2 separate regions of the Homo sapiens genome follow, and region 2 is linked to region 1. Evidence: read pairs that join two places in POLR2A ChIA-PET (ENCODE). Cell type or tissue: OCI-LY7. All regions are shown on one strand. Links, peaks and the distances in the headings refer to the core of each region. The heading gives the core; the rest is flanking DNA.

Region 1 (4,407 bases), core at 294-4,293:
CCCTTCCACCAAGACTCACATTTTAAAGGTCTCTGCACAAATGGAAGGGAAGGGTGTTGGAGCTTGACTTTCCGAACAATAGCTGATGTCCTGCACAGGTCCAGTTATCTTCGTACCTGATATCCACATATGTTCTTCACTTAAAAACACTTATGCCTCATATGATGCAACGTTCCTTAAACAATCAAGACATTTTCAAGCTCTCCCAGCAAAGGAAGGCAACCCTAAGCCTTGTCAGTTACTGCCTCCAGCTCAAAGTCTAAGAGCTCTGAGTGATGTTATTTTCCTCTCTATTTCTGTTGGATTCCACCTTAATATTCTGTAGCCAGTGGCCTGAAATGTAAAATTAACCAACAAAACTCATTTTTTAAATGGCATAGTAGGGAGGAAGGAAAGACAAAGAAAATTAGTCAAAATATACCAATGTATACATAACGTGGTAAAGAAGGAAATATGAGTCCTGGGGTTGTAGCTGATAGTTGTGATTTCTCCCCACTACTGTACAATTCATCTTCCTTTCATCTTCAGCCAACATAGTAACCGGTGTGGGGTCTTTAGCTCATGGGTGACACAAACCTTCCTTCCCATCTGGGAGATCGCAGCCCTGGTGGGTCTGGCCTGTAGGGGGCAGCTGTAATTTTTCATTAATTTTCACCACTTGATAAAGTAATAATAGGATGCTGCCCAGGGAATCATCTACACTCATCTCTTTTGGGTAGTGAGGCCCTATTTCCTCCTGACAGTTAGAATCAATCATCCCATGATTCTTATTTTCCCCTCTTCTCTCAGAAGCATGTGTGGCTTAAAATGATTAAGTTTACTTTCCAATTCTTCTGAAAACTGTTAGTACATCCACTGGAAGAAGCATTTCTCCTTGAGGTACTAAAATGATTAACAGAATCACAGGGAAAGAAAGCAAGCTTTATAGGTGGGTCATTACTTTACCAGGTAGAGAATCAATTCCCATTTCCAATTCATTATTCCTGGACATGCACATCTCTGAGTATGGAAGAAAGAGTACTGTGTTTCAGTTGACAGTTTAGAGTGTATTCTGGATTTTGTAAAATCGGGTATTGGCACTATTATTAAGTATTCCACTGTCCACTGCACTATTCTATAAAGCTAACTGCTTCTAGTGATGGGGATGAGATGAGATCTGGGAACTCCAAGAGTATTAGCATTGCCTTGTTTCTTTTATTGCACTTAAACTTCCAGTTGGCCCTTCCTACTGTAACAGTCCTTCCTTCGTAGATCAGGAAACTTATGAAGATATTTGCCAATTACTCAGGAAATCTATTCCAATTGTATAGAATATGCACACTTATGTATACATATATATTTATATGTACACATATGTACAAGAATGAATAACCATGTTCAAAAACATGATTATTTACCCTATTTACCCTAAACTGGACCCTAATTATCATCTGGCTTTTTAAATACCTATTCCTCCTGGTAGGCCTTAGTGGAATTTCAGAAATTAGTCTAGATTAGAGCCATTGGAAAATCTTCCCTTAGAATATTTAGGTATTTCCTTTTTCCCAGGGCCCAGTTACCATGGTAAATCACTACCAAGAAGGCTTTTAAGGAAAAACCAGTAGAAATATAAAGAGTATCCCCTTGTGACTTTCTATCGGGCCTTTTCTGAGGGGGCTCAGACCTGCCTTTACTCAAGGGGCTCCAGCTTTTTGATGTGGCTCAGGGCTGAGAACTGTATGAGGCATAATGACTCTCCATTACAAAAGCTCAAGTCAGGACTCTTTGCAACACCTAGAGATGGTTTTATTTCTTATTTGAATTCATTAAGAAAGCTATAGTGAGCTTCCAATCAAAGAACTCATGATCAATTATCCACCTCCAAACTGTATGGATCACACCCTTCCAGCTGACCATGAAGGTAAGCACACCATGTTACCTCTCCCAAATAACTGCTAGTACTTGCTTGGGTCTCTGGGTGCTTCCCATTGAGTTTATGAGACCATTGCCCCTGCAGCACTTCCCATTGGCATCTCTGCCTACAGAAAAAACCCCTGGACCACATCTCAAAGGTGCTCACCTCAACAATATATTTGTGAAAGCGTTGGTGAAGACAGTTCCTTCTAAGACCTCTTGGAGGATGTAGTTAGGGGAACCACACTTGATTAGCCAACCAAGAACTACTGTCTCTGGTAGACATAGTCTATGGTACACCGAGTTTCATTTTGTTTTGTTTTTTTTGAGATGGAGTCTCACTCTTGTGCCCAGGCTGGAGTGCAATGGCATGATCTCGGCTCACTGCAACCTCCACCTCCCGGGTTCAAGCAATTCTCCTGCCTCAGCCTCCTGAGTAGCTGGGATTATAGGCATGAGCCACCACGCCCAGCTAATTTTTTGTGTGTATTTTTAGTAGAGACAGGGTTTCTCCATGTTGGTCAGGCTGGTCTGGAACTCCCGACCTCAGGTGATCCACCCGCCTCAGCCTCCCAAAGTGCTGGGATTACAGGTGTGAGCCACCATACCTGGCCACACTGAATATTTTCTGACAGATAAAGTTTATTTACACCTCTGTAGAACCTAGGTTTTATTCAACTACCCAAGTCAACAATGAGAACTATTTCTTGCTGTTTGGTCTAGTACATTGAATCCAGAATCTCTGGGATGTGAGCCTACAATGATAAATGGGTTGATTTATAATTGATTGATTGATTGATAAATACATTGGTCTATAATTATGCTTTTCCCTCCTTGGTAGAGCTTCCTCAGAATTCATTTCCCTGTAGATTTTGCTCATAAGAATTTAGCAAAGTCCTGTTACTCTTTTCTTATGCCAGCTTTCTCCACCTAGGTTTGCCTTTGTAATTTCTCAGGCACCAACTCCTCCATCACACACACTCAATCCATGCATTCCCATTCCAGACCTAGAGCTGTCACTAGAGAGGGTGAGCACAAAGGAAACAACAGCTTCTTACAAGGCAACTCCCTCAGGCAAAGGCACCATGCAACAAATTCCCCTTACTTTCCCAATTTCCACAATCATTATAGAAATATTTTTTTTCATATTTTTTATAGAACTTTCAGGTGTTTTGAATTGGGAGGATTACTGTGCACTGTGAAACCACTATATCCCTGGAAACCTCTCCAGCAACAACTGATGCTGGTGATAACACTCCTATTTAGAAATCCTCCTTCTATGTTTCTATGTCTTCATTCTTCTAATTTTGCATCTTTGTCCAGTTTCTGACTGTTCCTCACTATTCCAAAATGAATTTTGTTCTCTTTCTTCTTCTCTCTTCTATTTCTACAGTTTGAGCTACAATCAATCGATTATTTTCATCAATACATCCCTAGGCTTTACCTCTCTTTACATCTCAAAATCGCCTCTGCAACATCATATGTCCAAGACAGAACTCCCCTTCCTCCTGCATAACTCACCATAGCTCAGGTTAGGTTCTTGGAATCATATTTGAGTTGTCCCCTCCAAATCTCATGTTGAAATGTGATCCCCTATCAAATAACTCCATAAAGTATCTAAAATCTATACCATTTATTGGATTATATCACTTTCTGCTCAATAATTTCCAAAGGCTTCTCATTACCCTAAAGAAAAAAATTCTATAGTTTGAAAACTCGAGACTACTGGTGATCTCTTCAACTTACTCCCAGCCCCATAACTCTCCAAACAGATCTCCAGGTCACCCCTGACCTCCAGTCACACTCCCCAACATAATCACAAGTTTCCACTCACTCTCATATCCACCCTTCATGAGCTCACTTCAGCATCACTGTTCATGCTATTCCATCTTCCAATTCCTAACCCTCTACTCTCAGCTGAACTAACTAAAAAATCCAAGAACTGAAAGAAGACAGAACAAGAGAAAGAGGATACAACAATTAGATGCCAGTCGTGTTCTTGAGAGGATATTCTAGGTAGGCCTAGCCTTTCCATTCTTTGGCTAAATGATATGGTTGGATAATTGTCCCCTCCAAATCTCATTTTGAAATGTGATCCCCAATGTTAGAGGTGGGCCTAGTGGGAGGGGGTGTTTGGGTTAGGAAGGCAGGTCCCTTAGGAAGGTCTTGGTGCTGTCCTCAGGGTAATGAATGATTTATCATTCTACGAGTTCACAGGAGACCTGTTTGTTTAAAGGAGCCTGGCACCTCCTCCCTCGTTCTCTCACTCCCTCTCTCACAATGTGATACTCCAGGTCCCCCATCGCCTTCCACCATGAGTGGAAGCTTCCTGAGACCCTCACCAGAAGCCACGCAGATGTTGGTGACATGCTTGTACAGGCTGCAGAACCATGAGCCAAAATAAACCTCTTCTCCTTATAAATTATCCAGTCTTAGGTATTCCTTTATAGCAGTGCAAATGGACTAAATACGCTAAGTCAGAGAGAGGAGGGGGCAGAAATGACAAAAACCTCG
Region 2 (4,407 bases), core at 89-4,088, 71 kb after region 1:
CACTACAACCTCTGCCTCCCAGGTTCAAGTGATTCTCCAGCCTCAGCCTCCTGGTTAGCTGGGACTACAGGTGCGTGCCACCACATCCAGCTAATTTTTTTGTATTTTTAGTAGAGATGGGTTTCACCATGTTGGCCAGGCTGGTCTTGAACTCCTGACCTCAGGTGATCTGCGTGCCTCGGCCTCCCACAGTGCTGGGATTACAGGTGTGAGCCACCGCACCCAGCCCCCTTTCTTCTTTCTTTTGTAAAATCAAAAACTGAGCTATAATTTACATGCTATAAAATGTGTACGGATTACTCAGTGTTGACAAATGTACACATCTATATAAATGCCACACAATGAAGATATCAAGTATTGCCATCACCTTAAGGGTTTTCTTCTGCTTCTTCCCATTCCATTTCTATTCCTCTATCCTCCATTCCAAGAATACTGATCTACTTTCTATCACTATAAATTTTTCATTCCTAGAGATTCATATAAATTGAATAATATAGTACGTGGTCCTTTTTTCCTCTTAGGATGATACATGGAGATTTATCAGTGTTGACTTTGTTCACTGAGAAATATACCATTGTATAGATGTACCGCAATTTATCCACTTGCTTCTTGACGGACACTTGGATTGCTTCCAATTATTTGCTAACATGAATAAATATGTTATTAATATTCCAGTACAGGCCATCTGTTTTCACTTTTCTGGAGTAAATATCTGAGAAATTGCTGGGTTGTAAGGTTAAGGGTATATTAAACTTTGTAAGAGATTTCCAAATAGTTTTCCAAAGTGGTCAAACCATTCTGCATTCTCACCAACAATGTATGAGTGTTCCAGATGCTCTTGTCTTTACCAACATTTGGCATTATATACATATATATATTTACATACATGTATACACACGTATAGCCATTTGATTGGGTGTGTTGTGGTATTGCACTGTGATTTACGTTTTCATTTCCCTGATGACTAAGCATTTTTTCATGTTTATCGACCATTCACATATCTTCCTTTGTGAAGGGTCTAGTCAAATGTTTTGTGCATTTTAATTGGGTTGATTCTTTTTATTGAATTGTGAGAATTCTTTACATATTGTAGATACAGTCCTTTGTGAGATAAATGTATTGTGCCGATTGTCTCCCAGTATGCAGTTTGCCCTTTCATCTTATTAATGTTAATTTTCAAAAAGCAGAAGAGTTCCCTTTCCTATTATGTTGCTGATTTTTTACTTGTTTTTTTCTACTAGTCATTTCCCTAATTTGTGAATATTAGAAAACTAAATATACAATTTGCAGTGATATATATTGCTAAATATTCAATGGTAAAAAAAAATTGTCCTGTAGCATTGAAGGAATGTTCAATATTTGTTGTTGCCTGTATTCATTTTATTAGTTTTCTATAGCTGCTGTCACAAATTACCACAAATAGAGCATCTTAAGATGACGTATTTATTATTTCATAGATGTGTAGATAAGAAGTCTTATTACAGCATGGTTCAGGTGGTTCTCTGCTCCCAATAGCTTAAGGCCAAAATCAAGGCATTAGCAGGGCTGCATTTCTTTCAAGTTCATACAGGTTATTGGCAGGATCCAGCCCATTGCAGTTGTAGAACTCAGGTCCCTGGTGCCCTGCTGGCTGTCGACTAGGGCTCATTCTCAGTTTCTAGGGGCTGTCCACATTTCCTGGCACATGACCTCCTTCCAAGCTTACAGTGGTGGGCTGGGGTGGCGGGGGTCTTCCTCAAGGTCTCTAAGTCCCTAAAGAGAACATAGAATTCTACTTACCGTGCTGCCAAACCAATATCTATACTACCGGTGAAGGGAAATAGATCCAGCTACAGTTTGGAACTAGAAACCCTAAGAGGATGTTTACATTAGAAATTGGGACACCAGTCCTATCATAAATAATTACACCAATGTTAAACATTAGCTTATAACTTAAGAGATTGTGGGTGAGGTTTAAGTTATAGACATTCTGCATCGGTAACTTATCAAATTGTCACTTTTTACCTTTTTTTAATTACTGTCATATTGGGTATGAGAAAGAAATTTTTTTTCTTTTGCTATTTTTTCTTTATTTAGCCATTAATTTGAAGGATACTCTAAACAATTATTTATTAACAACTTTTATCTGGAAATCTACAGCCCTAATGAATCTGAGATATTTATTGAGAATTTGCTAACACTGGTAATGTAAAGAAATCATAACAGCCACAGGTACTAAAAGACTACAAATGATTCTTCCTCTTTTACCCTTTCATTCTATTCTATATCCTTTCAGCTGTTTGAAGACTGATATAGGATATGTGAAAGGTACAAGAAAATATATATGGTGTTTTCATTGTTAAGTTGTTGTATTAGTTGGCTAAAGCTGCCAAAACAAAATACCACAGACTGGGTAGCTTAAACCACAGACACGTATTTCCAAGTCCAAGATCATGGTGCCAGTGGCATTGTTTTCTTCTGAGGCCTCGCTTCCTGGCTTACAGATGGGGCCTTGTCGTTGTGTCCTCATGTGGCCTTTTCTCTGTGCATGTGTGGAGAGAGAGGGCTCTTTTGTATCTCTTCCTCTTCTTATACGTACACCAGTTCTATTGTATTAAGGACCCAACCTATGACCTCACTTAACCATTATTACCTGCTTAAAAGCCCTATCTCCCAATATAGTCACATTGGGCATTTGGACTTGAACCTATGAATTTAGGAGGGGACACAATTCAGTCCATAACAATTGCTTTAATGACATTTTTATAATGAACAAATGACAAATTGAGGTTATGGTTAGATTGTGGCCCCTACTCAAATAAAAAGATATGTTGAAGTCCTAACTCTTATAACTTGAAATGAAATCTTATTTGGAAACAGAGACTTCGTAAATTATTTTTCAAGTTGGTTCATGGCCTTTACTTTAATGATTTAACATAAGGTGGATCTTTAATAATCTGTAAGAGTAAATCATTACTAAAAAACTAATTCATATTACTTTTTTATTGTGGTTAAAAAAACACAAAACATGAGATCTACCCTCTCAACAAATTGTTAAATGTGCAATACATTAGTTAATTATAAACACAATGATGTAGAATAGATCTTTAGACCTTTTTCATCTTGTATAATTTATACCCATTACATAATTCCCTGTTTCCCCAAAGCCCCAGCAATCACATTCAACTTTCTGCTTTGATGATGTGTTAGGCTGTTCTTACATTGTTATAAATACCTATAAATAAGACTGTGTAATTTATAAAGAAAAGAGGTTTAATTGGCTCACTGTTCTGCAGACTGTACAAGCATGATACCAGCATCTGCTTGGCTTCTGAGGAGGCCTCAGGGGAGCTTTTACTCATGGTGAAAGGCAAATGTGGAGCAAGCATGTCACAAGGCAACAACAGGAGCAAGAGGAAAGGACAGGTCCCAGACTTTTAAACATTTAGATCTTGTGTGAACTGAACAGGACTCACTTATCACCAAGGAGAGCTAAACCATTCATGAGGGATCTGCTCCAATGATCCAATCACCTTCTACCAGGCCCCACCTCCAACACTGGGAATCATATTTCTACATGAGATTTGGAGGGAACAAACATCCAAACTACATGAGATGAGTTTGACTACTTTGGATATATCATGTAAGTGGAATCATGCAATATTTGTCCTTTTGTGACTGGCTTATGTCACTTGACATACTGTCATCAAGGTTCATCCATGTTGTAGCATATGACAGATGTAATGGTTAATTTGACTGGGCCAAGGGGTACCTAGACATTTGTCTAAGCATTATTCTGGGTGTGCCTGTGACAGTGTTTCTGAATGAGATTAACATGCGAATCTGTAGCCTGGGTAAAAGAGACCACCCTTCCCAATGTGGGTTGGCCTTATCCAATCAATTGAAGACTTGACTAGAACAAAAAGGCTGTTTCTCTTTCTCTCAAGATAGTTTTTAAATTTTCCTTTTGGTTTCTTCTTTGACTCATTTAAGAATAAATTTCCACATACTTGTGAATTTTCCAGTTTTATTTCTGCAGTTGATTTCTCACTTCATTTTATTGTGTCCAGACAAGATACTTGTTATTATGTCAAACTTCTTAAAAGCGTTTACTTGTTTCATGACCTTATACGGGATATATCCTGGAGAATATTCCATCTGCTTGTGGTAATGTGTATTCCACTGCCATTGAGTGAAATGTCTGTTAGGTTAATTTGGTCTATAGCGTTATTCAAGACTTCTGTTTCCATATTGATCTTTGTTCTCAATGTAATATTCATGATTAAAAATGGTGTATTAAAATCTCCTACTATTGTGATGCTGTCTTTTTCTCCCTTCAGTTCTGTCAACATTTTCTTTGTATGTTAAAGTGCTGTGATATTGCATACATATATATTTAATATTTTTATATCCTCCTGCTAAATTGGC

Evidence for each region. Peaks named below come from ENCODE experiments on the same cell type or tissue, not always from the same donor. Only the 100,000 strongest peaks of a DNase experiment are listed, where the experiment ranks them.
Region 2: POLR2A ChIA-PET joins it to region 1 with 6 read pairs; 3 of 35 experiments call an interaction of 5 or more read pairs at or near these places.

What each region holds. Positions count from the first base shown.
Region 1 is chr13:33,863,872-33,868,278 of GRCh38, reverse strand. It overlaps a transcript of RFC3 not described here. Among named protein-coding and RNA genes, the nearest start is that of RFC3, 48 kb to the right of the region's middle. In OCI-LY7, for the core only: CTCF peaks have their summits at 393, 605 (motif pointing right) and 2,096; a DNase peak (open chromatin) is centred at 2,118; H3K4me3 peaks cover 774 bases; H3K27ac peaks cover 1,612 bases.
Region 2 is chr13:33,792,856-33,797,262 of GRCh38, reverse strand. No RefSeq gene overlaps it. Among named protein-coding and RNA genes, the nearest start is that of RFC3, 23 kb to the left of the region's middle. In OCI-LY7, for the core only: no CTCF peak of the experiment used is centred there; no DNase peak of the experiment used is centred there.